Regions from separate parts of the Homo sapiens genome. Here regions 1, 2 and 3 are each linked to region 4. A link is a loop called in an ENCODE intact Hi-C map of the cell type or tissue named here. Cell type or tissue: IMR-90. All regions are shown on one strand.

Region 1 (8,000 bases), 610 kb after region 4:
GCTATTGGGTGGGCATGGTGGTTCATGCCTGTAATCCTAGCACCTTGGGAGGCCGAGACAGGAGGATTGCTTGAGGCCAGGAGTTTGAGACCAGCCTAGGCAACATGGCAAAACCTTGTCTCTACAAAAAATACAAAAAATTAGCCAGTGTGGTGGCACCTCAGCTACTCAAGAGGCTGAAGCAGGAGGATCACCTGAGCCCGGGGAGGTTGAAGTTACAGTGAGCCATGATGGCACCACTGCACTCCAGCCTGGGCAACAGAGTGAGACCCTGTCTCAAAAAAAAAAAAAAAAAATCAGGTTATTGAAACATAATCTTCATTTATACCACCATCACAAAAATCACACTGGAATAACACTTATGTGTGTCCATCTTATTAGAATTTACCTACTAAGACCATCAAACAGATTAAAATTGTATTTTCTTGCTTTCTACTAGCTTATAGACATCAACAGAGACCTAAAAAAAAGCACATAAACAAAACTTCCTAAAGAAAATTTATAAAGCGGTATGGATGTTAAAAAACAAACACAATACAAACACAACTGTTTGCGATACATACAAATTGAGAGGTACATGGTATTTTAAGCGTGTAACAAGTTGCTGCCGAGGATGGAGTACTGTCCACAGATCTTACAACTGAAAAAAGCCCTCAGGAAGGAAATTATTGAAGAAGGAAAGGAGGAAGGCCTGATGGCTTTAGATAAGAAAGACATTTCAAGCATAGGAAAAAGTCTCTCCAACATACAGGGTCAGAAATATAGGAAGAAGTTTCAGCTCTCTTTGCTTGCAGCTCAGATCCTCTCTAGTGTGGTTTTCCCTTAAATCCTTAAGCCAGATGTAGTAAACATCTGGGGCACCAAAGTATGGTAGGATTTTTCGAGAAAACTGATCATTTACATGCCATTACTACCAAAGCTGTCGTTCTCATGTAATGGAAACAGCTAAGTATTGGGGATGCATGGATGCCGCATTTAGTTTATGTCCAGTGTCCACTCTGTGCCTAGAACTGTCATACACTGTAAGGGAATCAAGAGAAGCATATAATGAAGATCCTGTTCTCAAGATGCTTACCATCTTACTGAGACACTATACATACAAATAGGAAAGAATTAAGAGGAAAATTCAACATAATGCAAAATATTCTAGAATAAACATAAATTTCTCTAAATTATGACAGGTGTTAAATATGTAGGCACTAAGTATTCGGATGATAGGAGAAATTACACAACTGTCCCTCCCCTATAACCAGTAACACTGAGCAGTTTTACTAACTGTGGTGTCAGATATGTGCTGATATATTCACATTCTCTCAAGTAATCTCCCAAATACCAATCCATACATTTTGAAGAGGTTTTCAGGGATTAGGAAAACAGTTTATGGTAGCGAAACAGAGTAAAGCAGGCCCAAAATATTGGCAATGGTACTTTTAAAATAAATATTGACTAAGAGATGACTATGTACCAGGTACTACACCAAGGATTGGGGATAATGAGATAACGCTTGCCTCAAAAACTCAGTCTAGTGGGGAGAAGTGACTGACAGACAGTTTGAGGCCAGGGTAATAGTAACCAGTATGACAGAGATATGCAAGGCCAGGCCCAGTGGTTCACTGTTATAATTCCAGCACTGTGGGAGGCCGAAGCAGGGGAATCATCTGAGCTCAGGAATTTGCGACCAGCCTGGGCAACATGACAAAACCCTGTCTCTACCAAAAACAAGAAATTAGTCAAGCATGGGCTGGGCGAGGTGGCTCACGCCTGTAATCCCAGCACTTTGGGAGGCCGAGGCAGGCGGATCACTTGAGGTCAAGAGATCGAGACCATCTTGGCAACATGGTGAAACCCCGTCTCCACTAAAAATACAAAAATCAGCTGGGCGTGGTGGTGCATGCCTGTAGTCCCAGCTACTCGGGAAGCTGAGGCAAGAGAATCGCTTGAACCCGGGAGGCGGAGGTTGCGTTGAGCCGAGATCATGCCACTGCACTCCAGCTTAACGACAGAGTGAGACTCCGTCTCAAAAAAAAAAAAAAAAAAAAGAAAGAAAGAAAGAAATTAGCCAGGCATGGTGGTGTGTAACTATAGGCCCAACTACTTGGGAGGCTGAGGTGGGAGGATTGCTTGAGCTTGGGGGGGGGGGGGGTGGCGGTTTGCAGTGACCCGAGATGGTGCCACTGCACTCCAGCCAAAGACAGAGCAAGACCACATCTAAAAAAAAAAAAAGAAAGGAAGAAAAGAAAAAAAAGAAAAGAGAAATACGCAAAGGGGAATGTGGAGGCAGAAAAGTTCTGTACTCACACAGAGTCTAACCAAGTTGGTGTGAACCCAGTGTTTTTCTAATTCAACTGCTGAACATCTACATGGCTTCCTGTGTTGACCACAAGGCATAGGGGACTCTGAACACAGGGTAAGAATCTAACTAGGAGTAAAATACTCTTCCAAAAAGCAAAGCAGATTATTTTCTCTGCAAGAAAATTCACATGATAGCACAAAGTATAATGCTAAGCACACAACAGGCATTTAATAAATGCTTGCTAAATTAATTCATGCAGACAGAGATTTCCTTGCATTCTGCTGTAATTCAGTCAGATGTAAAAGACAATTCTTAGAAGAAAAAGAACAAAACCAAGAAACTGCTAAACTCAGCTATGCATGCTGACAACATGTCCAGAAGAAAGTCTGTTGATGGCCCGGCACAGTGGCTCACGCCTGTAATCCTAGCACTTTGGGAGGCCGAGGTGGGCAGATCACTTGAGGTCAGGAGTTCGAGACCAGCCTGGCTAACATGGTGCAATCCCTTCTCTACTAAAAATACAAAAATTAGCCAGGCGTGGTGGCGCACGCCTATAGTCCCAGCTATTCAGGGGGCTGAGGCAGGAGAACTGCTTGAGCCCAGGAGGAGGAGGTTGCAGTGAGTCAAGATTGCACCGCTGCACTACAGCCTGGGCAACAGAGTGAGACTTCGTCTCAAAACAAACAAACAAAATCTGGCACCACAGCCTGAGGGAAATGCTTGATCTGACCCAAGATCAGAATGAAAGCTCCAAAATGGTCAGGGCCACGTCTCACCTCCTTGATGCGCACCCCTTTCTCTCCACTAGTAGCACTCAGCAGCAGCTTTCTGAGCTGTTTGTCATCTACAGCCTTTGGGAGATTGTGCAGGCAGAGCCTGGTTCGGGAGACAAAGATATTCTGGTCCTTGAGTTTCTGATGCTTCAGCAGCTCAAACTGAAAGAACAACCAATGGTTAACAGTACAACCCACTCTTTTTAAGAGGTAGGCTCATAATTCTCCAAAAGGAAAGAATTATGATCCTCATCCCATAACCACACATATAGAAAACGGATGGAAACTGCCCACACCGCAGCTTTACAATGCCTAGTATAGGGAAAGAAAAGTCCAAGGGAACAAGATGGTGGGTGGGTAATAGTAAAATCATAGGCTCTGGAGACCCATCCCTAACTGGAGAAATTACATAAAATTTTAAAGCCACAATTTTTCATCTATAAAACGAAACAGTAGATCAAGGTCTCTGAGCACTGAGGTGAGGCCAAAATGAGATAATATAAGGCTGGGCAGGGTGGCTCATGCCTGTAATCCGAGCACTTTGGGAGGCCAGGGCAGGCAGATCACCCGAGGTCAGGAGTTCAAGATCAGCCTGGCCAACATGGTGAAACCCTGTCTCTACTAAAAATACAAAAATTAGCCAGGCATAGTAGTGCATGCCTGTAATCCCAGCTACTCGGGAGGCTGAAGCAGGAGAATCGCTTGAACCTGGGAGCCGGAGGTTGTGGTGAGCCAGGATCGTGCCATTGCACTCCAGCCTGGGCAGCAAGAGTGAAATTCGGTCAAAAAAAAAAAAAAATTCCCTAGCTCAAAATGTAGCTCAGAACAAACAACAAATAATACTGTGATTAATATCTATGCCCAGTCCTCATCTACCCACCAGCTCAACTGATTATCTAATCCTTCCAAAAGGAAATGGAAGTTATTCAAAGAATACTTGACAGAATGCTGTGTTGTCTCAACTCTGCCACCCTGAGGCAAAGGAGTATCAATGACCACAGAACCATATTTTGCTCTTAGAGCAATACCCTCAACTATGCTGCCACAAAACCCCAGTTCCTGCGTGATCTGTGTCTAAAATGAAATGAAAGATGACATTCTTCTCCCAATTAGTTTTTTTTAAACCAAGTTGGTAGAAAAAAGTTTTCAATTAAAAGTTTTTCTTTTGTCAAGTCTTCTCAGTCCTGCTGCTTCTTGTTTGGTAAAAGTACCAACAGATCACAAAATAAACAAATCCCTTGGAAAACGACTATTAAAGGAACATCTGAAAAGGCTATCATGTTTAAGTTCAACAGACTATTTTTCTGTCAGGAAAAGCTGTGCCTGCTGTGAATTTATAATGCATACCTATCATTGAATGAGCTTTTTGCTAACAAAATTAGTTTTAAATTAAATATGTCATTATTGCACTGTGATCAGACAAGGGTATATAGTGCCCTTATAAAATTGAGGCTTTAAAATTTTCTGTAATTTCTCCAGTTAAGGATGGGTCTCCAGAGCCTATGATTTCTAGGTGTTCACTACCACAAAAGTTGAAAACACTAGTGCAGAATCTGTGCCCACTGAAAAAAAGACGCACTGCCTCCTGCTGTCATTACACTCTCACCCCTGTTCCTCATCTGCATGTTAAGGTTCCATAGCTAATTCTGTTCACAGTTATGCATCTTTACCCTTCTAGGCTGGCTTGGCTTTTTGAAAGTAAGTTATATGGGAAAAAGTAAAAATTACTGGGAACATTACCAAGCAGCAAAGGAATATGAGTTATCGGTTAACATCGGAAACATCCATAAAATGGAGTTTTTCTAAAATGATTTTATAATCTGGAGATTATAACTCCTCCCAACTGACAGCTACCCCTTTCAAGAGCCATATCTTCTCCCTTCTCTAATAACTCCAGCTCATTCTGATCTTCCTCTTTTACATTATTCTGTGTTTATACTGACACCTAATTACATGTAGCAATAGCCTCTGACTGTCTACTGCATGATGTAGCAGCATGTGTTCAGCAAACATTTACTGCCAAGCACTAGGGAAACAAATAATAAGACACAGTTCTTTTATACCAGCATACAAAACAGATAGAATACTATGTATGATGTTGGGTTACTTGCTATTTCACCTATGTGCTTTTCTCCCTAACAGGGCAATAAGTATGGTCTGTGACCATACTGGGCTCTTTGATGAGCACATCTAGCATTCGATAACTATTTTTGATTGATTTATAGGCCACGCAGAACGTGAAGGTCAATGCCTAATCTACTCACCCGTTCTCTTTTGGCCATATCAGCAGCACTCACACCCTCTGCAGCCTTCGTCCCAGCACGAATCACTGCAGAAAGAGGGAAAAAGGCCAAGACATCAACAAGGGAATTTTCACTGAGCAACAAGAGGAATGTGATTTGAATGATGCAAACTCTTTGTACAGGGCCCAGAGGACTATCTTGGCCAGGACACGGTGGCATTTGGTTAGGTCCAGAAATAGGCTACAGGGCTAAGTTCTGGGCTCAGAGCTGCTCTCAAGGACTAAAACTCTAAACATTTTGTGATTTTATTCCTCTTCTCCTTCTCTCCCCTCAAAGAATCTTCACGTACATGCCCAAAGTCAGAAAGAAAGGCCTAGAAGAAGTATGGAACATAAGTACATTTTGGGCATTTAGAATGCACAATGTTCCACCTATAATCTGCCCTTGGAACTTAACTTTGCTGTTCCTTATATACTTGAGGTCCATTACTAAACAGTGAGATAAGCCAGCCGAAAACAGTTATGTTGCCATAGAAGGCTGGTGTCGAAGGCTAAAGGACATTACTAGTACAGGCTGTGAAGCTATGGAGGAGGTGAGCTGATAAATGCTGTGTGACCTAGAAGAATTTTTTTAAAAATTTAAAGCTAATTTTTTTGTCTTTCTGACACTAAAGGAAAGTATTGGGTGCACATTTTAAATCCATGAATAATCCAAAAGAGTAATTTTAGTCATAATGAAAACCTCTTATTAGAAATGATGACAAGAAGCAAAGGTATTTTGAGTTCTTCCTCCCCCTTTGCCTTGCCAATCCTCTATTGAAAAAGACTAAAGGCAACCAGGCAGAAAAGATAATGGGACAGTTAATCCACAAAAACGAGTGAAGGTTTACTAATAGAGAGCCACATTTATTAAAGTGGAATGATCATATAACACTGTTAAAGAGAACATTTGGGTTTTTAATTTGAAACATGCTTCCAGGCATACTATTGCTTGATCAATGATTATGGCACAGGGCCAGGTACTTAGAAGTGTGGGTTACATCTCCCTACTCACAGCCTTCTCGGGCCAGATAGAGATTCCGGGTGCCAGTCGGCTTCTTCACCTTCGTCGTCTGAAGCTTTGCAGCCTCATCACGGGTCACCGCCAAGTCAACCTTGAGCTGCCGGCCATCCAGTTTAAGCCCACCAGCCTGTAACAGATCACAACCCTTTCTTAAAACACATAATGGCCGGGCACAGTGGCTCACACCTGTAAACCGAGCACTTTGGGAGGCTGAGGCAGGTGGATCACCTGAGGTCAGGAGTTCAAGGCCAGCCTGGCCAACATGGTGAAACCTCGTCTCTACTAAAAATACAAAAATTAGCCGGGCATGGTGGTGTGCGCCTGTAATCCTACTCAGGAGGCTGAGGCAGGAGAATGGCATGAACCTGGGAGACGGAGCTTGCAGTGAGCGGACATCGCGCAACTACACTCCAGCCTGGGAGACAGAGCGAGACTCCACCTCAAAAAAAATAAAATAAAATAAAAAAATAACAAAACAAAACAACACATAATGAGTAGAAACTAGAAACTAAGCACCTGACAAGAACACCACAGAAAGGGATACAGCAAACATCAATTACGCTATGGAAGCCAAGCCCTACGACGTTTCAGCTCAGCTAGCTACAAATGGATCACTGGGCCTCACAATATTTAGTATAGCTGTGCAAAAGGCCACATGTGTATTTCAGGCAGTCAGCAGTAAAGAATTTATTTTCTGGGAGTTGATTAGTCCCAAAGTAGACCCAAACTGAGGAAAATTATCTGTAACCAGGCAAATGTCTAGTATTGTAAAGTAAGCTAGTGAAATAGTAGAGTACTTACTCAAGAGGACTTAAGAAATAACAGCAATATTAGATAACATTATACTCGACTATAGAACAAATGGAGTAATTCTCCATCACCCACACACATTCTCTCTCAAACATCTACTCTACTTCACAGACGACCTTAATACCTCATCCTAGTCTTTCATGTTATCAGTCTAGGATAGAGGCTGACACAGACAGCAAGCAACAAATATCAGATACGTTATTATCCCCTTTTCCTCACCTATGAAGTAGAGATCATAATTCTGCCTACCTCAAAGGGCTGATGTAATGATTAAGATAATGCATGTAAAGTTCAGTGCCTAACACAAAGTGCTAAATAAGTGTTAGTTTTATTATTACTGACAAGAAAAATAATAATAAAGCTTTGTATAAATACCAGATGTTGCCCCTAAGAGCCAAACTGCCTCCTGTGTTATAAGGTAAAGGAAATATCTTCCTTACCTCATTCTCTGGAGAAGCAGCTAGAAGGCATTTCTGAGCTGCTTCTTGAGTCATGAACTGGGCAAATGCACAACCTGCACAAGGAGACACAATTCAGTGAGATCCCAAACTCCCACAGATAAACCAAAGACAACATTGCAAATGGCAACAGCCTGACACAGAGTGGAAGGGATAGGTGGCATCCATTTATTAAGTACAGCCATGTAGCCGGGTGCAGTGGCTCACACCTGTAATCCCGGCACTTTGGGAGGCCGATGCGGGCAGATCATGAGGTCAAGAGATCAAGACCATCCTGGCCAACACAGTGAAACCCCGTCGCTACTAAAAATACAAAAAATTAGCCAGGCGTGGTGGCGGGCACCTGTAGTCCCAGTTACTT
Region 2 (8,000 bases), 500 kb after region 4:
GAGGTAAAGTGACAGGAAGGAGCCAGAGAGGACTCTGAGGTTTTTGCCCTAAAGCTGGAAATAGGACTTTCATTTCCTGATGTAGGAACAGGTGAGATCCCACAGGGAAAGCCCACAGCACTGTGCTTCAAGTGAGCACTGGATACACGGAAGTGCCGGACATGCAGAATCCACGGAGGAGAAGCCTTGGAAGAGGAGGCCCCCGGGGATGCCAAGAAGAGAGCACCCTCAGTGGGGGCAGGCCCCTGTGTAGGTGCCGGAGGGACCTGCCATGCTCCCCGCTGCCCTCACTAGCCCTGCCTAGTGGCCCAGGCTCTTTGGCCTGTGTGGCTCAGCTCAAGCCCACCAGGAGGGTGTCTGCGCCCCGCCACCACGAATCAATATTGTCCCTGTGTTGGTTCTGCCCCAGGCTGCAGCAAAGAAGGTGGGGCAGGAGGGAGTTAGGGACTGGAGTTCCAAGAGATTTCATGGGAACCATGCTGGTGGGGGTGGGACCCAGCGATCCCAGGAGCAGCCAGCGCGGAAAGCTGGCTGTGGGCAATTCTCCATTCCGTGGAAGACCACAGTGCCCCCTCAAGGTGTACCTGGCTGCTGCCCCAGAGTCGCTGCCAGGTACAGGGGCTCGGGCTCCAAGATGAGCAGCTAAGAAGGAGAGGCCTGCTCCATGGGCAAGAAAGGGTTTTCTCCTCTTACTCCTGAGAGTAACCCAGGCCAACCCATGGGGAGGCAGATGGATGCCTGTCCCGGCACAGGCATCCTCAGAGTCTCTCTGTCCCCAGGTTCTCCACTGCAGCCTGCTCCACAGCCACGCCCTCCCATCCATGGCTACACACTCACATTCTGGGCCTCTTCCCTGGACCAGATTGCACAGCAGGGCCGCTCTCTCCAGTGCCTCCAGCTGGCCCCTGCTGACAAGTCCGTGTTGTGTCATGTTGGGAGTCTGGGCAAGGCACGAGGGCCCCTCTCTAGCAGGTCCCGATGGCTCCTCCACACCTTCAGGAAAAGCAAGAGATAAACCATTGCATGCTGAGCTCTGCAGGGAACTGGAGGCGGACACCATCCATTCTGCAAACCTGCAATGGTGACACTTCTGGAATCTCCTTGCCTCTTCCAGGGCTGCAGCCTCTAAGGCAGGTAAGACCCAGGCCAGGTTGGCTCAGGGACCTCTGTGTAGCATTGCTGACCTCATGTTATGGAAGCAGGAGGCCACTGTGAGATGCGGGGCTTAGCTGCCACCTTGGAGAAACAGCTCATTTGAGACAGCCAGGAGCAATTTAATCAGGCTAAGTTGGCCTGGCCCTGGGACCCCTGCCTTTTCCATGACAGCAGCGTCTGCTGAAAGCACATCAGAGCCCACACTTGCAAGTTCAAAGATGTCTGTCCCCAAGGTCTCAACCAGGGATGGCATCTTCTTCTTGGGGCACTTAGCATTTTGAGACTCTGGGAGAGTCCCCTGTGGGAACTGGGTGTACTGACACTGTGGAACCAAGGAAGCACCACGGCTGCAGAGAGACCCTGGGCCAGACCATCCAAATGAAGCCCAGGCACAGCAGAGGGCTCTGAGGAGGCGCAGGATGCAGGAGATGAAAGGGGAAAATGAAGGGGAGCCGCAGGTTCAAACTGCCCCTTCCCAGGAGTGAGCTACAGCTTGGCCACTTCTGTCTCATAAGAAGGAGGTTGTGACTTTGGGAGGTGGAGGGGGATTACAGCTGGGATTCCTGTTGCCTGCCTCCTGCCTCTGGGGCTCTCAGCTTTCTCTTCTCCCCAGGACTCTTTTCTTCCTCTCCCCCCACCTCCCCCCCCACTCCCCTCCTCCCCCTAGGTCCTGGCTCTCCCTCCCCGACCCGGTCTTCTTGGTACCAGCTAAGCCCTGGAGGGGCCACAGCCTCCCCTCCAGCCCCCCTGCCATGGGATGGCTGCTGTCTCCTTTGGATCTTTTTGCGGTCTGGGCTTGCTGTTCCTCTCAACAGTAGTCAGGAAGCCCTTACCCCAAAAAGTATCTGCGGGAGGCCTTGTCCACAGGGGAGGCTGCCCCAAGGGCTCCAGGTGAGTCACAGCAAACCCAAGAACAGTGAATGGAACTGGGGTCTCCTGGCTCTCCTTTAGAGTTGCTGAGTGACTTTAAGTCCAGCACTGAGCCTCTCTGGGCCTCACTTATGCCACTCTTTTCATCATTTACCAGTGGGCAATGTCAAGTGAGAGACTCCACAGATAAGAAAAATAAAGGAGTGGCTCAATTACATGCCAGGGAAAACCGCTTTGGTGGATGAAGGTCACACAGCTCTCCCAGCATTCTGTCCTCTGTATACAGATGATCTCCTTCTGAAATCCTTTTGGGGATGACCCCCTTCCACACCATGGACACTTCTGGGTGGGTTGTCACTCAAGAGGTCCTGCCCTCTTCTGCCCACTGGGTGGACACAAGAATTGAAATCTGTAAAGGATACTGAGATTGGGAACAAAATAATTGATGCTGATTGATCCCAGCAGTGTATGGCGAGAAGATGACAAGCTTCCACTGCCTGTATCACTGACTTGCCTAATGTCTGCCCTGCCCTGGCCTGGATCTTAACCGCGCCCTTCATTCTGTGAACTACCCCCAAATCCTTCAAATAAAGTCCTTGATTGCTTGTTAGAGTCAATAATATTGCTTGCTGAGGATCCAGAGACCTCTAGAGAGAGGAGGTGGAATTGCACACCCTGGGAAAGAGGAAGGTGTGAGTTACCATCCCTGGGGGAGGCCCCACAGGTGTCAGCCCTCAGGGGGCAGGGGACTGACAGGGGACAGAGCTGACAGCAGGGGTCATATACAAGAGTTGGGTTGGGGGCCTAAGGAAACTTCCCCAAAGGTGAGAACCATGTTGGGATAAAGGACAGAGGAGGACCTATATGATATGGAGAGAAGTGAAATACAGCTAAGTGGGGTCCTCACCTCTAAAGAGGCCAGGGGCCGGGCACATCTGTAATCCCAGCACTTTGGGGAGCCGAGGTGGACAGATCACTTGAGGTCAGGAGTTCAAGACCAGCCTGGCCAACATGGTGAAACCCCGACTCTTACTAAAAATACAAAAATTAGCTGGGCATGGTGGCGCAAGTCTGTAATTGCAGCTACTTGGGAGGCTGAGGCAGAGAATCGCTTGAACCAAGGAGACAGAGGTTGCAATGAGCCGAGACTGCGCCACTGCACTCCAACCTGGGTGAGAGAGCAAGACTCCATCTAAATAAATAAATAAATGGGGCAGAAAACAGGTTATGCCAATTACAGGTTGTTGTAGATTCCCAGTCCCTCCTCCTCATGCCGGATAGCTGGGGGATCGACACTGCAGCCGCGGTGAGGCCACGGCAGGTCAGGAATGACCACACGGACATCCATCTTGTTGTCCACCACTGACAATGAGACGGATGACCAGGCTCCCGAGTGCCGAGTGCCGTAGTGCTCTGCGGCCAGGAAATGGCCAGGGGCCAGGGACCCTCCTTATCTGGAATCCTCCCACTCGGCCCTGGGGTGGCCACTTGTGCCGAGACAGCCCAAGGTTGGGGGCGTGGCATCAGGCCTCCCCAAGGCCTTTACTGCTGCAGAGCCACAGCCCTCAAGAAACAAGGCCCCTGGAAGATTCCTTCCCTAAGCAGAAGCTGCTGGAGGCCATTTTAAGGCAATATGTGAGCTGGCGTGTCGCCTGCAACTGAGTTCAGAGGTGCTAAAGGATCCTGAGTGGGGCTGGGGGTTTGCTGTGGAGGTTCAGGAAGAAAGGCTGGGTTTACGGGTCCAGGAACAATTACTGCAGGTTTGTGAGGCCAACCGAGCCCCCACTAGGTGACAGCCAGACAGCAGTGGGAGAAGGGACGATGGCGACGAGCAAAACGGCACGGCTGAATAATACCTGTGACCACGGGAGCTCCTGCCCCTGATGCTATCCTGACCCTCCCCATCCCACCCAGCTGCAAAGCAGTTGTTGCTCTGCCACCTGCTGCCAGCATGCGGGTGGGAATGCGTGTGCAGCTCAAGGGTGGCATCGTGTGGTCATAGTGGGGTAGTGCACCTCACAGCTTCCAAAGAGCTTCATTCTGCGGAGTCACTCAAGGAATTTTGAGTCTATGTGCCAGACTCTGTTCTAGGACTGCAAGATCTTTCCTAACAGAATCAGAGTTTTTGTGAGGAGCAGTCTTGAGGGGTGCAGAGCCTGAGAGGGGAAGGGGAGAAGAGAAGGAGAGAAGGAGAGAAGGAGGGGAGGTGGGAGGGGGAGGGTTGCTAGAGCCCCTTGGTGAGCGTGTCTACAGCCAGACTGCTCTAGGGCACCTTTCAAAGTGGCTTCTGGGTCCACATCTCAGGCATTTGACGACTTAACCCTTTGCATGAGCCTCGCAAATTGCAACTCAAATCCCTGCCACCCTAGAGAACCTATTCCCTCCAGAGGGAGAGGGACTCAGGAGAGGCACTATTCCAAAAAGGCTCCTGTTCCCAATGTTAAAGGAAAGAACCCAGACTTCAGAATCAATCCGATCTGGATTCAAATCTCAGGTTGTCCCTGCGCCAGCTATGTGGCCTCAGGAAAGTCCTTAGCCCTCTCTGTGCCTCGGTGTCCTCATCTGTAAAACAGGGAAAATCATGCCCCTCTGACAGGGCGGTGGGTTCTAGTCAGTGAAATAATGTCAGGACAATGGATGGTCCCCACCATAAAAAGCAAGGCCCCCGATTCTGTGTCCAGGGGTATCAGCTCTGGGGGGCATCTGCTTGGCTGCTCATGAGTGGCTGTCTTTCCACAGCTGTGTGGATGTGTCTGGCATTTAGCAGTCGGTTGTCTGAAATCAGCCATGGAGTTTTGCCCCCTGCTTTATTGCTCCCAAGCAGGTTCCTCACCTGCCGAGCGCCTGCGGCTGTGTGCCAAAGGCTGAGTGCGCCACAGCGAGGAGCAGCTGCCAGACCTGGAGTGAGCAGAGGGAGAAACTGGACTTCAGAATAATCAGAGCTGGATGCTAATCTCAGGTCCCACCTGCACTAGCTGTGTGGTCTCGGGAGAGTCTTACGGGTGGGAAGGACCAGGGCCTTGTGGGCTGAGAGGCTTGGGGAAGCCAGGGGGAGCCAGGTCCCCTCACTGCTCTCGAAGAACCGGCAGTGGTGTTGGAACTCCCAGAGCTGGAGAGGCTCAGGCCGGGAAGGGCTGTCCTGACCTGCGGGCCATCATGGCCTTTCGGGGAGGGAGGGAGGAGATGAAGAGGTGGCACAGAATTGACAAAGGAAAGGCAGGAATGAAAAGGAAGGTGGGGGAATGTGGAAGGCAAAATGAGAAGTCTCTCCGGGTGGCTGATGTCACCCTTTCTGATTGCTCGAGGTGCCAGCAGGGGCACCTTGGCAAGGTGTCCCCTCTCCCAGGAGGCTGAGACCAGGATCTGATCCAAGCTGGGCCACCTGGAGAGAGTGGCCTGAACTAGTCTCCATCATGCTCTGGGCCTGGGTTTCTGCATTTGTAAAATGAGAGGAATGTGCTGGATCAGATACAATCTCCTCTCCCACCAGGCCCACCCCACACTCGGCAGGAAAGCAAGGACTGGGGCCCCAACAGCTGTCCTTGAGAGTGGGAGCCGCTGAGGGCACAGGAAGGAGTTTTGGGGGCGGCAGGCAGGGAAGCAAGCAGGATGGGAACGCCAGGCTCTCAGGGGAAGGAACCAGATAAATCATCAGCAAGGAAAACCTATAGGTTTCCCCAAAGTACAATTTGAATAGAAATGTCAAATGCACCTGGAGTTATTACACCCTGTAATCCTAATGACATATAATCCTATACACCAACAGGATAATATCACGAGTGTGTGTGGCAACACTGCCGCATGTTAATCCTGCCTGCCTCCTGGGATGATCTTTCTCATCCCAGCAGAGCCTACAGAGCCTCCTTTGTTCTTCCCAGAAGTGGCCTCATCGGGCTGGACCTGGGGGAGGTGACCAAGGAAGTGAAAATCAAAGAGCCCAAGGAATGAAGCTGGCATGGCGCTAGTCAGGGGATGGACAGGTGTGGTTTGGTGCTTTCATTTTTTGCCTAATCTGGATGCATCCTAAGTCCCCTGGAAGTTGCCAGCCCCACATCAGCATCTGTGTTGAGGACCCTCTTCTCTCCCCGCCTACCCCCGCCCCTAACCCTTTCCTTCTCTCTCATTCTTCCTTTCCTGTATCCTTCCCTTTCTTCCCCAGCATCTATGCTCTGTTCTGCCAGGAGCACTCTCGGAGATATGGTTCGTCCTCTTGAGAGGGAAAGCCTCCTGGGACTCGCGTGCACCCGTCCTGTCCAGCTGCGCTCCTTAGTTGCGGGCCCTGGAGCCAGGGAAGGTGGGAGTGGACTTTCGCCTGAGGCAGCAGCTGCGTGGTTAGTGGTCTGTGGCCAGGGGGGCATTTCAAGGTAGGGCACAGAACTTCCAGGCCAGTGCACCAGCCCAAAATAGAGCCCTGGTTGGCTTTATCTACCGTGTAGCCTGTGCTGGTCCCCATGACATAAGCTTCTTTTGCTGTGAGACAGGAAATCTCTTTCTAGGCTCCTGGGGAGATGAGATTTTTCAGGTCAAAGTCTCAGAGTCATTCACACAATCCAGGAATCTCTTCCCAAACTCCATACTCCTATGCTCGGCCCTCCAAGGCAGTGATTCTCGAAGTAGGAACCACTTCAAGACCAGCAGCTCAGCACTACCAGGGATCTTATTAGAAATGCAAATTCTGCCAGGTGCGATAGCTCACACCAGTAATCCCAGCACTTCGGGAGGCCGAGGGGGCAGATCACTTGAGGTCAGGAGTTTGAAACCAGCCTGGCCAACATGGTGAAATCCTGTCTCTACGAAAAGTACAAAAATTAGCTGGGCATGATGGCGCATACCTGGAGTCCCAGCTACTCAGGAGGCTGAGGCAGGAGAATCGCTTCAACCCAGGAAGCGGAGGTTGCAGTGAGCTGAGGTTGCACCACTGCACTCCAGCCAGGACGACAGAGCAAGACTCCATCTCAAAAACAAAAACAAAAAAAAAAAAAACAGAAATGCAAATTCTTAGATCCCAGTGCCAAGGGTGGCTGGAGACAGTTTGTAACATCTCAGGAGAACCAATTGCACATGTCTCTTTCCTAACTCCACATTTAGTGACCATCACACTGGGGGCTTGAAATCAACCACGGTGAGAGTGTTTACACTGTGGAACATTACAAATCAGTGCTCATTTTTCTTTCTGAAAGCCCATTGTTAAACAGTTTCCAGCACACCACTGGACCCTACCCAGACCTACTGAACCAGAGCCCTGAAGGTGGAACCCCACAATCTGTGTTTCAATAAGCTTTCCAGGTGATTCTGATGCACATTCAAGTTTGAGAATCACTGTTCCCATGGGCCAGCTCTAGTGGTATCATAAGAAAGAAAGGAATGTGGGGGTGCCCAAGGAGTAGGATTTCACAAGGAAACTTTGGAAAAGGTAAAGAAAGAAGAGAGAAAGTAAACTAGGCCCTGGGGCCTTCCTCCAGGCAAAGAGGCAACCAGGCACTTGGCAGGAAATACCCCTGGACGGAGATGAGACCTGCAGCCCCAGGGAATGGAAGGAGGAAAGAGAATCTGGTGAGTAGGTGGGATGCAGCCAACGTCAAATAGTCATTTTTCCACGTATCCAGATGAGGGAGATGGCGTCAATTACTCTAAGTCATGAGATCGGAAGGGCACAGGATAATTGGCTGGAAAAATGCTCCTTTGGGTGCATATTTCTGTAACAAAGAAAAACACATTTATGAGCATTTGTTTTGTTTGTTTGAGGCAGGGTCTCACTCAGTCACCCAGGCTGGAGTGCAGTGGCACGATCATGGCTCACAGCAGCCTCAAACTCCTGGGCTCAAGCAATCCTCCTGCCTCAGCCTTCCCAGTAGCTGGGGCTACAGGTGCACACCACCATGCCTGGCTAAGTTTTGTATTTTTGGTAAAGACAAGGTCTCACTATCTTGACCAGGCTGGTTTTGAATTCCTGGGCTAAAAGGATTCTCCCACCT
Region 3 (8,000 bases), 320 kb after region 4:
TCTGTCAGGCAAGGCACATGTGTGTCCAGTGCACAGACCCCCAAGACTTGTGCACATGGACAAAGACTCAGCCCCTTTAAGGGTTCGTTTGAATTTTGGTGGTTTTCCTGCTTAAAATACATGTACAGGTCTATCTTCCCCTTAGCCTCTGAAGAAAAATATTATTGCCACTATCATTTTGGCACAGTACAAATTCATGGTGCTTTTTTTTTGTATTTTTTTTTAATAAGATAATTCTGCAAAGACAGCTCTCGGCTTAAGAAAGATGTCTGTAGAAATGGATAGTCCTGTGTCCTATGAAGCATCTTCTAAAAAATGACAGATTCAGTCTATCCCTCTTGCCCCCTCAGCAGCCCACACCCTACCTCTTTAAGGATGTTTGTTGTTTTAGTTTATTTTATCTCAGCAATTTCAACCTTATACCAGAAATCCCTTCTGGCAGCATAGCAAGTTAACTTGTGGCTTGTACCCCACAACGTTCCCAAGATTCCCCCCCACCCCCTTTAAATAGAACTTACAAGTTAGAAAATATTTTTGTTTTGACTTTTTGTCTTTAAATTTTAATATAATCTGTTTTTTTTAACCAGCCCATAGACTTAATATATAAGCATATACAAGAAAAAGTCTCTCCCCACTCTGTACAAAAGTTGCTGTCTTTGTGTGCATTCTATTGCATTTTATAAGTTTTTTGGGGGAGGGGAGTCATATTTGAGTTTCCTGTACCTTGTCCTTGGTATGGGTCTGAATTATATAAGGTTCAGAGATAGTGGTGACTGTGGGGTGCAGAGAGTTCCCCAGGCTGTTTTCTGTCCAGTGGGCCCCATGTGCTGGTTTGTAGGTGTTGTAGTTAATATGGTCATGAATTGTGGGCAGCACTACTGCCCCCTCACCTGATACACCGGACGGAGCTGCTGTTGCTGCTGCGGATGTTGCTGCTGGGATGTCTTCGTCCACCTGGATTATCTCAACAGTCCGGGCGGCTGTGACTGTACTCCGCTGCTGGTGCCGCTTACGAAGTTTATAGAAGACAATCAACATGGCGGCAGCTAGCAGAGTCACTGCCACAAAGCAGCCAATGATGATCTTGGTGGTCTTCATGACTTCATCCAGGCTGGTCTGCATCTTGTCAGTGGTGTCTGTCGCGGGTACTGCCACCTGCTTGGGCACACGGGTAGTCTGAATGAGCACCGTGGTAGAGGTGGTATATGCCGGCTGGTAACCAGTGGACGTGGTAGGAACAGGCTTGTACTTTCGCGTTGTGTCCTCAGGCGAGATCTCCGTGGTCTCCACTGTTACTGTGGTGAAGAAGCTGTAGTTGGAGGTGTTAAGCTCAGCCGTGCTCACATTGAGGTAGGCCGAGGCGTTGGAGTTGCCTGCAACATTGGTCACCATGCATGTGTACACCCCAGTGTCTGAAAGCAGCACGTGGGAAAAGTTCAAGGTGCCGTCGTTGAGGACAGAGATCCTTGGGTGGCGGGAGGCGTGGCTGAGCACTGTCCCATTGGGCAGCAACCACTTCACGGAGGACATAGGGGGAGTCCGACACTTAAGTTCTGCCATCCGACCCTCAGAAATGTTGAGGTCTCGAGGTGCGTCCATGATGAAGGGGGCAGAGCACTGGAAGGAGGCCTGGTCCACCTCCACGAGGTAGCGGCCTCGCATGTGCATGGGAGCATGACAGCGGCCACAGCAGGTGGAATTGGTGGGTATATACTCTCGAAGCCACCAGGCTAGCCACAGAATGTCACAATCACAGTTCCAAGGGTTGTGGTGTAGATGCAACTCCACCAGGTACCTCAGCGGGGTAAAGAGGTCATGGGGCAAAGAAGAGAGGTTATTGTGGGCCAAGTTGAGTTCCACAAGTGAAGCCAGCCCGTCAAAAGCATTCCGCTCAATCAGGCTGACCTGTGAGTTCATGACCCAGAGCTTCTTGAGGGAGCTCAGGCCATGGAAGGAGCCAGGCCTGATCTCAGGGAAGTGGTTCCCTGACATCTCCAGCTCCTCCAGCCCCACCAGGGGGGTGAGATTGGGCATGTCTTTAATGTTGCACATGCCCAAGTTCAGATACTTGAGGTTGAACAGCCCCTCAAAAGCTCCCTCAGAGATATACTCCAGCTTCTTGAGCTCCCCCAAGTCCAGGCGCATGAGGGAGGGCACCCGGTTGAAGGCGTAAGAGGGGATGCTTTCGATGGGGTTGTTGCGAAGCCAGAGCTCCCGCAGCTTGGACAGGTATTCAAAGGCCCCGCTAGGGATGACTGTCAGCCAGTTGTCGAACAGCTCCAGGGTGTTGAGGCTGGCCAGGCCGTTGAAGGCCCCCACCTCAATCTGCCGGATGGAGTTCCTGCCCAACTGCAGGACCTCCAGGTGGTGGAGGTGGCGGAAGGTGTCGGCCTGGATCATCTGGATGTTGTTCTCCATGAGGTTGAGGTACCGGGTGTTCGAGGGAATACCCTGCGGGACCTCGGAGAGGCCCCGGCGCGTGCACACCACCTTGCTGAACTGGTTACTGCACGAGCAGACGGAGGGGCAGTTCTGGGGCCCGGCTGAGGCGGCAGCAGCGATGGCTGCACACAGAATCCACACTTGCGCCGTGAGGTAGACGAACGGGAGCAGGATGGCATTCCAGGTGTGGTGGTGCACAGTTACCTGCCACAAGAGCTTCATGGTGTGGCACGTTCATAATTCACCATCGCCTGGGATTTTGGCTCGGAAAGGAGAACCAGCCCTACCCCGGCTTAAGTGAGCTAGGAGCTCCTCTTTCCATCTGGAGAAGGAGGTGGGGAGGGGGCGATTAGAGAGACGGAGCGGATCGGCCGAAAAAAATCCTGCCAAACTCGAGCGGCCCCTGGTCTCCCAACCCACCCTCAAGGCAAGCCCTCCGAAAGCTACGACTCTCCCACACTGCAACCGTCCCCACCCAGTTCGCCGTCACCTACCTCGGAAGGAAGGCAGGAAAGCACTGGCGTGGTGTCCTTAAGCTTTCTCCACGGGAGCTGGGCACCTCGTTCCCATTCCGACTTCTTAGTTTTAATTAACAAAAGGGGGAAGTGGTGGGGGCGGGGAGGGCAGAGGGGAGGGGAGGGGAGGGGAGGGAAGGGGTGGGGGAGACAAAATGGCCTCTAGTAAATCCGGAGCCGGAGCCGGCGAAGCCGCGGAGTTGAGGCGCGCCTGGGAGAGCCAAGGCCCGGCGGGCTATGCAGGTGCATGCCCCCCCCTCCGCCCAAGGAGCGGCGCCACCAGCGCTTCCCGGCTTTGTCCTTGGACCCTGGCACCGGCTCGCTCCAGCCGCGGGGGAAGGCGCTTCATCGCCAAAGTGCGCTCCGGCGGCCCCGGCCCGCTCTGCGGGCCGCCGCCGGAGGGAGTGCGGGGGCGCCCCGAAGCCGCCCAGGCCGCACTCGCTGGATGCTGCGCTCCCTCTCCCGGCGTCGGCCGCTCCGGGCCGGCGGCAGCTGATTGCGGTCGTGAGCTCGCGGAGCGGCGAGAGTTAAGAGGAGGTGTTCGCGGCGCCTTCGCCCTCCCCAGACACACACCCCCTTTCTCCTCGCCTCTTCTCGGAGGGTGGAAGAGACAAAAACGGGGGGTCAGTTCTCCAGTCCGCCGGCTGCCGGCACGCGGGGCGGCGCTCCGTCCGGCCCCCGAGGACCAGCGGCGTGGCGGCTGCGCTCGGACCCGGTCCGCCGGCCGGAGGAGCGCGCGGCGCCCGCGGTCGCGCCCGCACCGCAGGCCCCTTCAGAGAGTCCGGGGGCGGGCGCGGGTCCGGCGGCGGCGGCGGCCGCAGCCCCCGGCGGCGCGCAACCGCCCGTCGCCGCCCGCCGCTGCCCGGCCCCCGGCGCGCCGCCGGCTCCGGCTTTGTGCGGAGGGAGCGAGTTCGCGGCTTCGGCTCCCGGCGCCCTCAGTGGCCGCGCCGCCAGCGGACTGCTGCAGCGGCGTGAGCAGCGGGGGTCGCGGCTGCGGGAAACGCTCCGGAGCCCAGGAACATAGTCCCCGCTGGCTAGCGGCGGCAGCAGCAGCAGCGGGGCCCCTGCGCGCGGCGCCCACCGTCTCCTCCTCGCGCCGGGCTCGCGGTGTTGCAGGCGGCAGCCACGCAGACTGCTCTCTCATCCTTTTGTCCTTCAGTCAGAACGTGAATGTACTGCTGACGCATACTGTTCTGGGAGAAGATTAGCGTGATGCAGTGCTCTTATGTATTAGCGCCGCTCCCCCTCCGTCGCCTGCCTCGCGGGGTTAACGCCGGCGCCTTCCAGCGCCGCGCCGGCCGGCGCCGCGCAGCCCCGCGCCTCCGGCCGCCCGTCTTCCTCTTTCCTCCTTCCTTCCTCCTCTCTTCCTCTCTCCCCCTCCCCCCTCCCCCCTCCCCGGGCCGCTTCCTCCCCGCCCCCTCTAGACGAGCGGAGCGGGGCCAGGGCGAGCGGGCGAGCGAGCCGGAGTGAGCGTCAAGTGAGGGGCCGCGCGCAAGTCGCAGGCGTTCGCAGCTATTTTGGGCCGGTCGGAGGGAGCAGTTGGGTGGCCGCTGATAGGCTGGAGCGGCGCGGGGCTGCGGCGGGAGAGCCCGCGCCGGCCCCCGCCCTCCGGCCCGCACCCGGGGCCCCCTGGCTCTGAAGAGCGGGGCTCAGGGGCCCGGCGGCCCGCGGCGGGGCTGCTGCATTTGGCCTGCCTCTCGCCCGGCCCGCGTCATCCTCACCCCCGCTGACTGCTGACGGGGCGCGGACTCGCGTTCGGAGTTCGGAACTGCGTGGTGGGGACTCGGGGGACGGCGGCCGGGGCCACGAGGCTCCCAGGACCGAGAGCCCGGGCTTCGCTGCTGCACTGCCGCCAGCCCCTCCTTCGCTTTGCCTCACCCCTCCTGTGCTCTCACTGGGGCTTTAAATGAGGGTTTCCTTAATGAGGGTTGCGGGGGCGGGAAACAGTGGCAGGAATGACCAAGTGTGATGAGCTGGGGAATGGCAACCTGGGACAGCACAGAGGCCGGCAGGAAGGATTGAGGTGAACTCCCGGAGCCCACGACACAGCCCGTTCATTCATGGAGCTGCAGCCGCGGCTTCTCAGTCTTCGCTGGCCGGAGTCGCCCCTTGCTCCCCGCTGCCCCCAGAGAACTGGGGGAAGGGAGGCGGGCGGCTGAGCCCCCTGCCCTGTGAGCTCGCCAGCCCTTCCTTGGCTAGGACTCTGAGAAGAACTGCGTAGCAGCCAGGGGTAGCGATTGGGAGTGGGGGTGGAATTCTTGCTCCTATTTCTGGTAGGAGACCCTAAGGCATTTGACAGACTAGTGTAGGAGAAGGGGACTAGGTCAGCTTTTTCCCACCCCCCTGAAAAAAGACTGCCCCTTTCTCTGCCGACTGTGGGTGAGGCAATCTAGCTGAGCCCTGGGAAGCCGGTCCAGTAGAATATAGCATGGTTTAATATCCCTTCCCTTCAAGAGCTGCCTCCAGACTCCTCAACCCACCCCTCTCCCCGTGTGATTTCTGGCAGGCTCGCTTGATAAACCCTCATCACCTGCGCGTGGGCTGTTGCTTAAGAACGAGGAGGTCCCAGATTTCTCAGCTCTCTGGTTTCTACCACACCTATTTCTGAGTATTGTCTTTTGCCCAGTAACCTGAACCTCTTTAAATACGCCATGGAATACTTGAAGTCCTGGAAACGGTTCCTTTGTAGGCAAGTTGGAGTCCCCATTCTTTGCCAAGACCTTTCTGTTATCATTTGCTGTCAAATAATAACCTTGTTAGTTTCTGTTTATTGAACCCTTACTCTGTATTCCACTGCAACCCTATTATTCATTTTATATGAGTCAAACGTTGCCTAGGGTCACTAGTAAGTGATAGTGGATTTGAGCCTCAGCACGTCTCAGATGTCAAGAAACTTGGGTGTGGAAGTGATTCCCCAAAGTATTCTCCTAGTGGGATGAGAACTCAGGTTTCATTCATCCACTTCAATAGTCATTTACTGGGATGCTTATCTACTATGTACTATCCACCATACCAAGAACTTATATCTGTTCTTGTTTAATCTTCATTTACCCAGTGAAAGTAATTGCCACACTTGTCTCCATTTCACAGATGAAGGCACTTAGCTTAGGCAGGCAAATAACTTGCCCAAGGTCACACACTAGAAAGTAACAGAGCCAGCCTTTCCATCCAGCCTTCAAACCCTGAGTCCGATGTTTTCATCACTAACAGGAATGCCCGCTGTGTCTACTCTTCATAGAGTAAATGGTGGAGGCAAGTGGAGGGGGGAGGAGAGAGAGACTGTAGGAAAGTTCAGTGAAGGATGTGTCAGAGAAGTAAGATGAAGGGTAGGAGACGGGCTGAGAAAATGAACTCTCATCAAGAAAAAGAATGAGGGAGACATGGAGGTAAGTCAAACCCTGATACTGGGGTTTAGTTCCATCTGGGCACTCAGACTTTCTGGTGAGAGGTTCTGCTCCTTTATAGCTGGCACCGACCTAGTAGAGTCATCTATTGCCTGAGGAGACCCCTGGCCAGGGTCTGGATGGCAGCGATTAAGTATGACTATCCTTCCCTCCTCAGGCAACAGGGTCTCTGCCTGGGCTGGTCCTCTGCTACTGTAGGCAAACTCAAACCCTGTCTGTTCAGCTCCAGGCTCCACAAATGAAAGCTGCTGCCCCGCACTATAAAGGTAGATGAAAGTGGGGGCCGAGTTGGGTCAGACCAGTACTTAGTAATGAGGTTGTCTCTCAGTAAGTATTTGTGACTGCCATCCATGAAGGTGACTATGCCCAAGCTCTGTCGAGCTCTACATCAGGCTGCTTTGCCCCCTGTAAGCCAGCTGGGCCAGGAAAGCACCACTGAACCTACTAACTGGACTACAGAGGAGGCTGTGGGGCCGTCGTTGCACACAGCCCTTCTGAGCTGAAAGTGGGATTGCAGCCTCTCATTTTGGTAACCCAAGTACCATCTAGCTATGGCATCTTGCTCCTCACAGCCCGTGGCTCTGACTGCTTCTTGGATTTGGAATGGTGCCACCAAAGAATAAGAAGGAAAGAAGGCTACTTACACCCTAAGAGGAAGAGACAGTGGATTCAGATTGTTTTCACTTGCAGTTTCACACAGGGAGACTGCTGTGATAACGCCAGAGAGAGCTAAAAAAGCCAGCAGTGATTGGGGAAGGCCTGTGTCAGCAGCCTGGTATTATAGAATGAGCCCTGTGCTAAGATTGGGATACCTGAGTTCTAGTCCCCTTTAGACATGTGACAAATCTTAAAATAGCTCTAAACATCAGTTTTTCCATTTATAAAATCAAGGAAATGGATTAGAAAGTTTCTTACCGCTCTCTTAGTCCATGATTCCTGTCCCATCTCAGATATGTAGCTCTGTGAAGGTTGATCCTTTGGAATTGTAGCCAAGTCTTGGAAATGGGCCACAAAGTTAAGTGAGAATGCTTTCTTCATTTAATCTAGAGATCCACAGTGCTGGAGCAGAGCAAATCGGACTGTGTTTTCCCAGCTACTAAAAAGACACATAGATCACAGAATGTTAAACTAAAGTGGACCTTGGAGATTATCTGGATTTAACCTCTCACTTTACAGATGTCACTGATGAAGCTCAGAGAGGCACAGTGACTTACCTAAAGCTACATGACTGATTAGTATCAGAGTCTGTCCTTTTTGACCTCAGTTCCTCTAAGTAACAATGTATGGCTAATTGGCATTTAAACCTGGGCCTTGAAGATATTTCCAAATGCCTGTCTAATGTGGGCTTGTATGCCAGTGCAACTATACTTTGCTGGATTGGGATAAAGAAGAGTCTTCAATAGCACCAGTCTGCACTTCCTAGTGACTTTGGGTCGCCAATAGAAAATGACAGAAATGGTCATCTAGAGGACCCAGGACTCTCCCACCCAGCCAGGATAATTGGGTTCCTTAGTAAAGCCCAAGGCTAGACCACTCCCTAACCTGATATGCATCCCTGAGGCATTATCCTGAGCAGCCACTAGATGTCCATAATGCCTCATAGGGTGTTCCAGGAGTGAGCTGGGTATCGTTTTGCCAC
Region 4 (8,000 bases):
AACTTATTTAAAAGTGTGTTTCAGTTATAAACACTAATATAACTCTGAGACGTTATTGGTGTGTTTTTGACTTGTTGGCTATCGTTAAAGCAGATATAGGAATAACTTGTTTCTAGAAAACTGCATGTAGAAATTCCAAATATTAGTCGACATTTCAACTGTCAGCGTCAAGATGTAGATGCAGATGTAGATGTAGATGTAGATGTAGATGTAGATGTAGATGTAGATGTAGATGTAGGTGAACTTTCTCCATTTGATGGGATAGATGGAAGAAAATAAAGCAGGTAGCAACAATAGATGAATGGAAATGATGCTCGGGAAAGTCTGAATCACCACCTTGCATGACACATTTAAGCAAAGACAACACACAGCTGATGACAGTAGTCCACTCTCAAGTCTTGCTGTATGACTTGTTTCAGAATCTTAAAGTTATAATGGTCTTGATAACTACATTTTTGTGACAGATATACAGCTAAGAGATGTGCAACGACGTGAATGAATAACTATAGTATTTATTCCATTTCTTAGGTCTTTTTCATCCTTGAGTACCTATAAGCAGAAGTATTTGCAGGTTTTTATAAAAGTAGATATTAATCTAGGCCATTTGATGTGGCACATCTGACATGTGTATTGTCTGATGGAAAAGAACAGTGATTGCTTAGAATTTTTTTTATGTTGTTCTACAATTAAGTTAGAAAGATATAATAACCGTATCAAGTACAGTGTTCCAAATACTTCCGATTATTCTACAATGCTCAATTTCTGTTTTTTGGTTCAGAGAATCCTGTTATGTTCATTAGTATTCTAAATTAATTTGATTTTTTTTGCATTCTTTAATTTCTTGCCCCCCCTCCCCCCCCCCACCTTTTTTTTTTGAGACGGAGTCTTGCTCTGTTGCCAGGCTGGAGTGCAGTGGCACGATCTCCACTTACTGCAACCTCTACCTCCCTGGTTCAAGCGATTCCTCTGCCTCAGCCTCCCCAGTAGCTGGGACTACAGGCGCATGCCACCACACCTGGCTAATTTTTTTTTGTATTTTAGTGGAGACTGGGTTTCACCACGTTGGCCAGGATGGTCTCGATCTCCTGACCTCGTGATCCGCCCGCCTTGGCCTCCCAAAGTGCTGGGATTACAGGTGTGAGCCACTGTGCCTGGCCCAGTATCTTGCCTTTCTTTCAAGAAAGTGAATGCAATGAAAATAATATCTACATGTTATATGACATCGGTAGAAGATTTTATGGATTTTTTGGGGGAGTGCTCATCATTAAAAAACAAGCTTAGACCAGAGAATGCAAATCCTATTTTGATAATATGTGATTACTTGTCTGCTGTTTTGCATGCTGTATTTGAGCTACTTGAATTGTAGGTAAAATTGCATCCTCTGTATTGAATTACTTCTTGTATTTTACAACTACTACATCCTGCTTTGTGTTTTTCTCATTTTAGTGCTTCTCTAAAACAAAAGATTGCAATACTGTTTTCAGAAATAATAGTTCCTTTTCACTGCACATGTATCCACTTATTTGTAAGTGGTTTAAGACAGCTGTTCATTGATTTTTTTTAATCTTTGCACATATTCCATTTCCTACTCATAGTCTGGCTCAGAAAATATCTACTGGGCATAATACTTCAAAATAAATTTCTGGCTACATAGGTTTTTTTAAACTCTTGTCAGTGAACTTATGAGGATTTTGTTCATTTTCTAATTATTCTATAGATGCACTGTCATGACAGTTTTCTTCTTATATATAGGATTTGGTAGCTGGTAACCTTTTTGTAATTCAGATAGAAATTGAGCAGGTCTGTGCTTTTTAAGAAATATGTTTGTTTAGATGTGTGGGTTCTTCCCATTTTTTTGTAGTAGTCACCCAGGAGATATTAGATAAACCAGAGTTAATAATGAAGGTGGACTTGAACCATCTAGGCTCAAAAAATTGTATGCCTGGACCATAGTCTCCCAGCTGTGGGCTTACATTTTATATATGTATCTTGCATGTTTTCATTTACTCTCGCTCTTTGTTCTGGTTTGACTGGTAGTCTTTCTTCTGGATACATCTATAGGGTAGAGTAGGATGCTGCACCAACTGTGCTCCCATGGTAGTGGTGGATTCCATTTGCTGAGTCTGAATGATCTTGCATCCTTGCTTTGTTGCCAGGTTTGCCAAAGAGCGCAGGCTGAGAATATGGAGAGACTATGTGGCTCCCACAGCTAATTTGGACCAAAAGGACAAGCAGTTTGTTGCCAAGGTGAGTCATTCTCAGCATCTTGATATGCATAGTGGACATTGCCAGGCGAGTAATAATACAAGAATTTGAACAATTAGAAATGCTGAAGCTCTTGAAAATTTCAAGGCAAGCCAGTAGGAGTGTGTGTGTGTGTGTGTGTGTGTGTGTGTGTGTGTGTGTGTGTGTTTATTGTAGGGGGTTTAGAAACCATTAGACTATTTAAATTTCTTTGTAAATTAGCTAACTTCAAACTAGCTTGAAATATCTCTCATAGTTTAGGACTTCTTTTTTATCTGCCTAGCAAATAGCATTATCTTAAGATTTCCTATGTCCAAGTATAGATGGTCCCTGACTTATGCTGGGTCGACTTAAGATATTTTGACTTTACAGTGGTGTGAAAGCAATAGATACTCAGTAGGAACCACATTTGGAGTATCCATACAGCCATTCTGTTTATCACTTTTGGTCTAGTATTCAGTAAATTAATTAAATGAGATATTCAACACTTTATTATAAAACAGGCTTTGTGTTAGATTATTTTGCCCAATTGTAGACTTATGTAAGTGTTCCAAATGTGTTTAAGGTAGGTTAGGCCAAGCTATGATGTTTGGTAGGTTAGGTAAACTAACCTAAGCAAAAGTAGGCTACCTAACCTAAGGTAGGTTAGGCCAAGCTGTGATGTTTGGTAGGTTGTATTAAGTGCCCTTCTTTCCTTCCTTCCTTTCTCCCTCCCTCCCTTCCTTCCTTTCTTCCTTCCTTCCTTCTTCCCTTCCTCCCTTCCTCCCTTCCTGCCTTCCTCCCTTCCTCCCTTCCTTCCTGGCTGAAGAGAGATAAATGCATTTTCAACTTACAGCATTTTCAGCTTATGATGGGTTTATCAGGAGTTAACCCTGGTGCAAATCAAGGAGCACCTATAAATATATGACCTCAAGTTTCTCTTCTTTCTGTTTTGGAGCTCTTGGTTCCCCGCCCCACCGCCCCGAGAGTTTTCCATTGATATGTCTTGGGATAGACTACTTTGAAGGGAACTAGAGCTATTATCCTTGGTGGTATCAGCAGTGCTATAAAAATGTTTTTTCTTAGTTGCATGGTTTTGTAACTTGAGTAGTAGACCTGCTCTCTGTGTCTTCCCAAAATGCTGTAATGTTTTCCAGCCTATTTTTACTTTTGCCAAGAGATGCTAGAAGTTTTGTTTTTATGGGCTAAAAGTGGTTAAGTGCCAAATTCTTGGACTGAGAGGTTCTGTCTCCCTGTCAACTAACCATGAGTTTAGGATGGAAAGCCACTAGGTGGCACTGTGAGCCTGAGAAAGTCTGTCTTTTAAGCAACCTCTGAGGAACTGGCTAAATTTCTTCACTCTCTTTTTTATGATGCCCAAAGTAATAGGTCACAGAGTGGTCTAGTGGCCTCTTTCCCTCTTTTTGTAGGTGATGTCCAGGCAGCTGTGAGGTGAGCCAAAATCATTCCTTTTGGTAGGCATGAGTGGGACTTGCACCTGTTGGGATATCCTGGCATCCTCCAGGTCTTGTTGCAGACCACAATGTCCCTTCTTTGTGAGGCGTGTACGTGTGTGGACACTTGGACATGGCTTGCTCTGCCTACTTGGAACTCACTCAGTTGTGCTTATGCTTCCCGTAGTTAGCATAGCTGTGTTAACATAGCTACAGAATGAAAGGATGATTTTTCACCCAAAAAGGGAGGCAGGCCTTCAATTTTTCGCCATCTTCACTTTGAGAGTCTGTGACATTAGTGATGTAGATGAGGCATGTGAGGATCTTAGTACCCTGTCGTGTTCCTACCAGCCTGTCCTCTATTAAAACTGAGTTTGTAGAAAAACCTAGAATATTTTGAAGAGTTTTGGGCCTTGGCTGGTTGGGGAGTTAACTAAAGCACTGCATAAGAACAAAATTCAAAGGATTTAGATTATTGAGCTTTGCATTTATCTTAAATATGACTTTGTTGGTAATTAGAAAAGGGAGACCTACCTGTAGAAGAATTTTTTCCATTTTCAAAAATCTAGGATCCTAGGATCTGTTTTTTCTTTAAAAGAGAGCGAGGCTTTTATCATGACAATGAAGTTTTATTCATTACAGTGCCAAAGTAGAGGAGATTGCCTCTAGAAATCATCTGATGGAGAATTATGAGGAATAACCAATCTTCTGTAGAAATTGAAACATAAATTGAGACTGTTTGGGTACACGTCCGCTTAGAGGGTAGAGAGAAATGGGAAAAGAGTTTTTAAAACTTGACTTTTAAAAATTCTTTAGCATTCGTTTTGCTTTTAAAACAGGAAAAAAACATAAAGAAGATAAGCATAAATACCCATAGTACATGAAACACTATGACTTGGCCTTGTTTTGTAATTTTTTTTTTTTTTAACAAAGTTGATCATAGTGTCTGTCTCAGGGTTGGCAAACTATGGCCCATGGGCTGAATTTGGCTGGGCACTTGTTTTTGCATGATCTGTGGATTTTACACTGAAAAAAATGGATTTTGCGTTAATAAAAAATATATCGTGGCATGTGAAAATTATGTGAAATTAAATGTCAGTATCGTAAATAAATTGGAACATAGCTATATGTGTTCGCTTGTGTATTGTGTGTGTCTGTTCTTGTGCTATAATGGCAGAGGTGAGTAGTTGTGATAGAAACTGCGTGGCCTGCAAAGCCTAAAATATTTGTTATCTGGCTTTTTACTTAATAGTTTGATGATCTCTGATCTATACCAGTCCTACTCAAAATGCCTTGATAAAGTGACATAAGGAGCTTGGGCCAGAATGTAAATCAAGGCATTACTTCCTTCATCAAGAAAAGCTTACTACAAAAAAAAAAAAAAAAGTCAGCAATGTTCTTAGTGATGTAGTTGATTAATGTTCTAGTACAAGTTCCTTATCTTACTGCAGACTGGCAGCCACTTTGAATAGCACTGATCTGTACTCTTTTGTGTGTAATTTTTAAGTTTGCACATTTTTATTTTTAATACAGAAAATTTAAAAATTTTTTATAGGCTTACTAAAGAATGTACCAGTTCAATTTCACTCTTCCTTGAGGCAGTCACTTTCAACTCTTGGCTAATTCATCCCTGAATAAAACATTTACATGGCTATTTCTTAATTTTTCAGTTTAAGGGCAACTCCTTTCCTTCATACCATGGAAGAGGAGGACTTAGTTTTTTCACATAAGCACACATACTCAAGAGGGCGCACAGTGCTCTTACCCAGTTCTTCCAATATGATTATGTCATAAGTTAGTTAATAGTCAGTATTTATTTTAAGTGATAATCACCACAGTGCTATATAGCATATTATGGCTACTTCTAGTTTCCTGCAAAATTTTTTTGTTTTCCCTGGAGTTAATAATTTTTAAAATTTACATTTTTTTACATACTTATTTTAATTCAGCCTCCAAACTCTGTCTAAATCTCCTCTCAAGAGGAGATTCATTCAGTCTGCTAACAGTATCTTGGAGCTTTGCAACCTGCATCAATCTGGACTGGTTTCTCTTTTTGCCTGTTTTAGAGCTGTCATCTTTGGATTTCTTCACCATTGTCCTGAGGGATTTCTTTGCCTTACTCTTGGATTGGAGCTAGGATTGCTGGATCTCACAGCTTTCTCTTTATAATTTGCAACTTTGTTTTAGTGGCATACATTCTCTAACTTCATGGCAAAGAATGCTTGGGAGGTAAATTTTCTGAGACCTTTCATGTCCATTCTCTACATACACTTGATAGTTTAGCTGGATATAGAATTTTATTTTAGAAGTCATTTTCCATTAGAATTGTATCTATCAGTATCACTCCACTGTCAGTAGTTATCAGAAACTTTTTTGATTTCTAATTTTTTTATGGATCTGAAACCATCCTGATTTCTTATCCTTATATATTTTTTTCTTTCTGAAAGGTTTTAGCAAATTCTTTTTGATCCTAGTGTTCCAACATTTCATAGCGATGCACTTTGTTTATCTATATTTGAGCATATTATGCCTCAATGTTTAGTTGTTTTGTTCTGAGACTTTTTCTCCCAACTCTTTTGTTGGTTTCCATCTAGAATCTTTGTTCTCTTTTTTCTAGAACTCCTATTATTTGGTTGTTGGATTTTGTGGGCTCATCTTCCAGTTTTTTTCTCCTATTTTCTGTCTCATCTTCTATTCTTTTTAGATTTCTTTATAGTTACCTTTCAGTAGTTTTATTGACATGATACTGTTTTATTTTTTAAGAACTTTTTTTGTTCTCTGCATGTTTCTCTTTTACTATTTTAAAAAATAAAGTTTTATACTGACTTCAGAGATAAAAATCATCTCTTAGCTTTCTGCGAAATTGATTTTTTTTTTTTTAGTTTCATTTTTACTGCGCACTCACTATGTTCTTCAAGCCTCTCCTCTCCCCTTCTTGGGTTATTTTGGTCCCTTATTTTTCATATTAGAGGCTTTCCTCAGATATTTGCTGAGTCTTGGTTTTCTGTCTTATTTGAGAATAAGATATTAAAACACTGAGTTTAGAAGCAATGACCCTAGTGTGGGATTTAGGGTATACATATTTGCTTGTTTGTTTTTGAGACAGGGTCTTGCTCTGTCACCCAGGCTGGAGTGCAGTGGTGCCATCACAGCTCACTGCAGCTTCAAGCTCATGGGCTTAAGCGATCCTCGTGCCTCAGCCTCCCGAATAGCTGGGACTACAGGTGCACGCTAACACACCTGGCTAATTTTTAAATTTTTTGTAGAGATGAGGTCTCCCTATGTTGCCCAGGCTGGTCTTGAACTCCTGGGCTCAAGTGATCCTCCCACCTTGAGCTCCCAAAGTTGCAGGGATTATAGGTGTGACCCACCATGCCTGGCCAGGGTATACATCTTGAAATCCATCTGCTTCTTACAAAGATTTGAAACCATCCATCATTTTTGGTCCCATTTTCATTCCCAATTGAGATGCTTGATTTGACAGTTTCTGAGTCTTGGCAGATTAGGGAGAGTGGGACTGCGGTATAAATCAGATTGCCTATTGTGTTTTCTCGCCACTGTCTCAGGATTTAGCTTTTGTGAGTCAGTGGAGTAAGTTACTACTCATCCATCTGCTTTCCAGCTTCCAGGGTTTTGTTGCAGTGTTCTCTCTCATTATCTTCTTCCTTTTGGGCTTATGTATAGATACGTTTTACAGATCCCTTTTATCTAGAGGTGTTTAGAGAGGGACCCAAAATAAAGAGCTTACTTCTTTAATTGATGTGTAATATTTCATTGTAGGCTGCAACATAATATTTTTGACCAGTCTCTAATAGGTTTATATTCATGTAGTTGAGAATTTTTTTCGTTATTTAGAAAGTGGAATAAATCTCCAAGTAATTGGCAGTTATTTCCTTAGAAATTATTTGGCTCACATTTGCCAAACATGTCTTTAGAAATGTTAACCAGTATATACCACTAAGTGTGTTCATTTTCTAATATGTTGTAAAACAGGGATTGGACAGCTTTTTCTTAAAGGACCACATTGTAAATATTTTAGGCTTGGTGGCCATGTGGTCTCTGTTGCAACTACTGAACCCTGCCATGGTAGCAGGAGAACAGACATGGACAGTGTGTAAATGAATGGTTGTGGCAATATTCCAGGAAAACTTTATAACAATATGAAGTGGGCTGGATGGCCCTTGGGCCATAGTTTGCCAGCCTTTCTTGTAGAACACTGGATAGCAACATTAAGTTAAAAATGGAAAAAAATACATGCATTACTTTTCATAACCTGGAACTCAACAGCAGTTCTGTATCATTTTACCTGATTTAAAATATCTG

What was found. Peaks named below come from ENCODE experiments on the same cell type or tissue, not always from the same donor. Only the 100,000 strongest peaks of a DNase experiment are listed, where the experiment ranks them.
Region 1: it touches region 4 in a loop (9-fold over the local background); 18 of 110 quality-filtered maps call a loop at or near these places.
Region 2: it touches region 4 in a loop (13-fold over the local background); 107 of 110 quality-filtered maps call a loop at or near these places.
Region 3: a loop joins it to region 4, with 3 times the contacts of the local background. A loop is called at or near these places in 43 of 110 quality-filtered maps.

What each region holds. Positions count from the first base shown.
Region 1 is chr7:128,318,197-128,326,196 of GRCh38, forward strand. RBM28 (RNA binding motif protein 28) reads right to left here. Exons shown (of 19, transcript NM_018077.3): 11 at 7,622-7,695; 12 at 6,363-6,498; 13 at 5,331-5,395; 14 at 3,070-3,228. Among named protein-coding and RNA genes, the nearest start is that of RBM28, 22 kb to the right of the region's middle. RefSeq lists an enhancer at 1,330-1,831. In IMR-90, a CTCF peak has its summit at 4,049 (motif pointing left); a DNase peak (open chromatin) is centred at 5,425.
Region 2 is chr7:128,205,942-128,213,941 of GRCh38, forward strand. MIR129-1 (microRNA 129-1) reads left to right here and starts at 1,931; the gene lies at 1,931-2,002. It overlaps LOC124901744 (a long non-coding RNA gene), which reads left to right and starts at 355. Exons shown (of 2, transcript XR_007060516.1): 1 at 355-1,134. In IMR-90, CTCF peaks have their summits at 2,672 and 4,013 (motif pointing left); a DNase peak (open chromatin) is centred at 4,010; H3K27me3 peaks cover 4,586 bases.
Region 3 is chr7:128,027,977-128,035,976 of GRCh38, forward strand. The region is part of intron 16 of SND1 (staphylococcal nuclease and tudor domain containing 1); the gene reads left to right. LRRC4 (leucine rich repeat containing 4) reads right to left here and starts at 3,461. Exons shown (of 2, transcript NM_022143.5): 1 at 2,937-3,461; 2 at 1-2,764. The coding sequence starts at 2,664. The coding sequence ends at 703. RefSeq lists silencers at 3,905-4,024, 4,675-4,744. In IMR-90, CTCF peaks have their summits at 3,420, 4,077 and 7,932; a DNase peak (open chromatin) is centred at 4,135; H3K4me3 peaks cover 880 bases.
Region 4 is chr7:127,705,401-127,713,400 of GRCh38, forward strand. It overlaps SND1 (staphylococcal nuclease and tudor domain containing 1), which reads left to right. Exons shown (of 24, transcript NM_014390.4): 9 at 2,157-2,247. Among named protein-coding and RNA genes, the nearest start is that of SND1, 57 kb to the left of the region's middle. In IMR-90, a CTCF peak has its summit at 3,518 (motif pointing right); DNase peaks (open chromatin) are centred at 2,251 and 3,521; H3K27ac peaks cover 174 bases.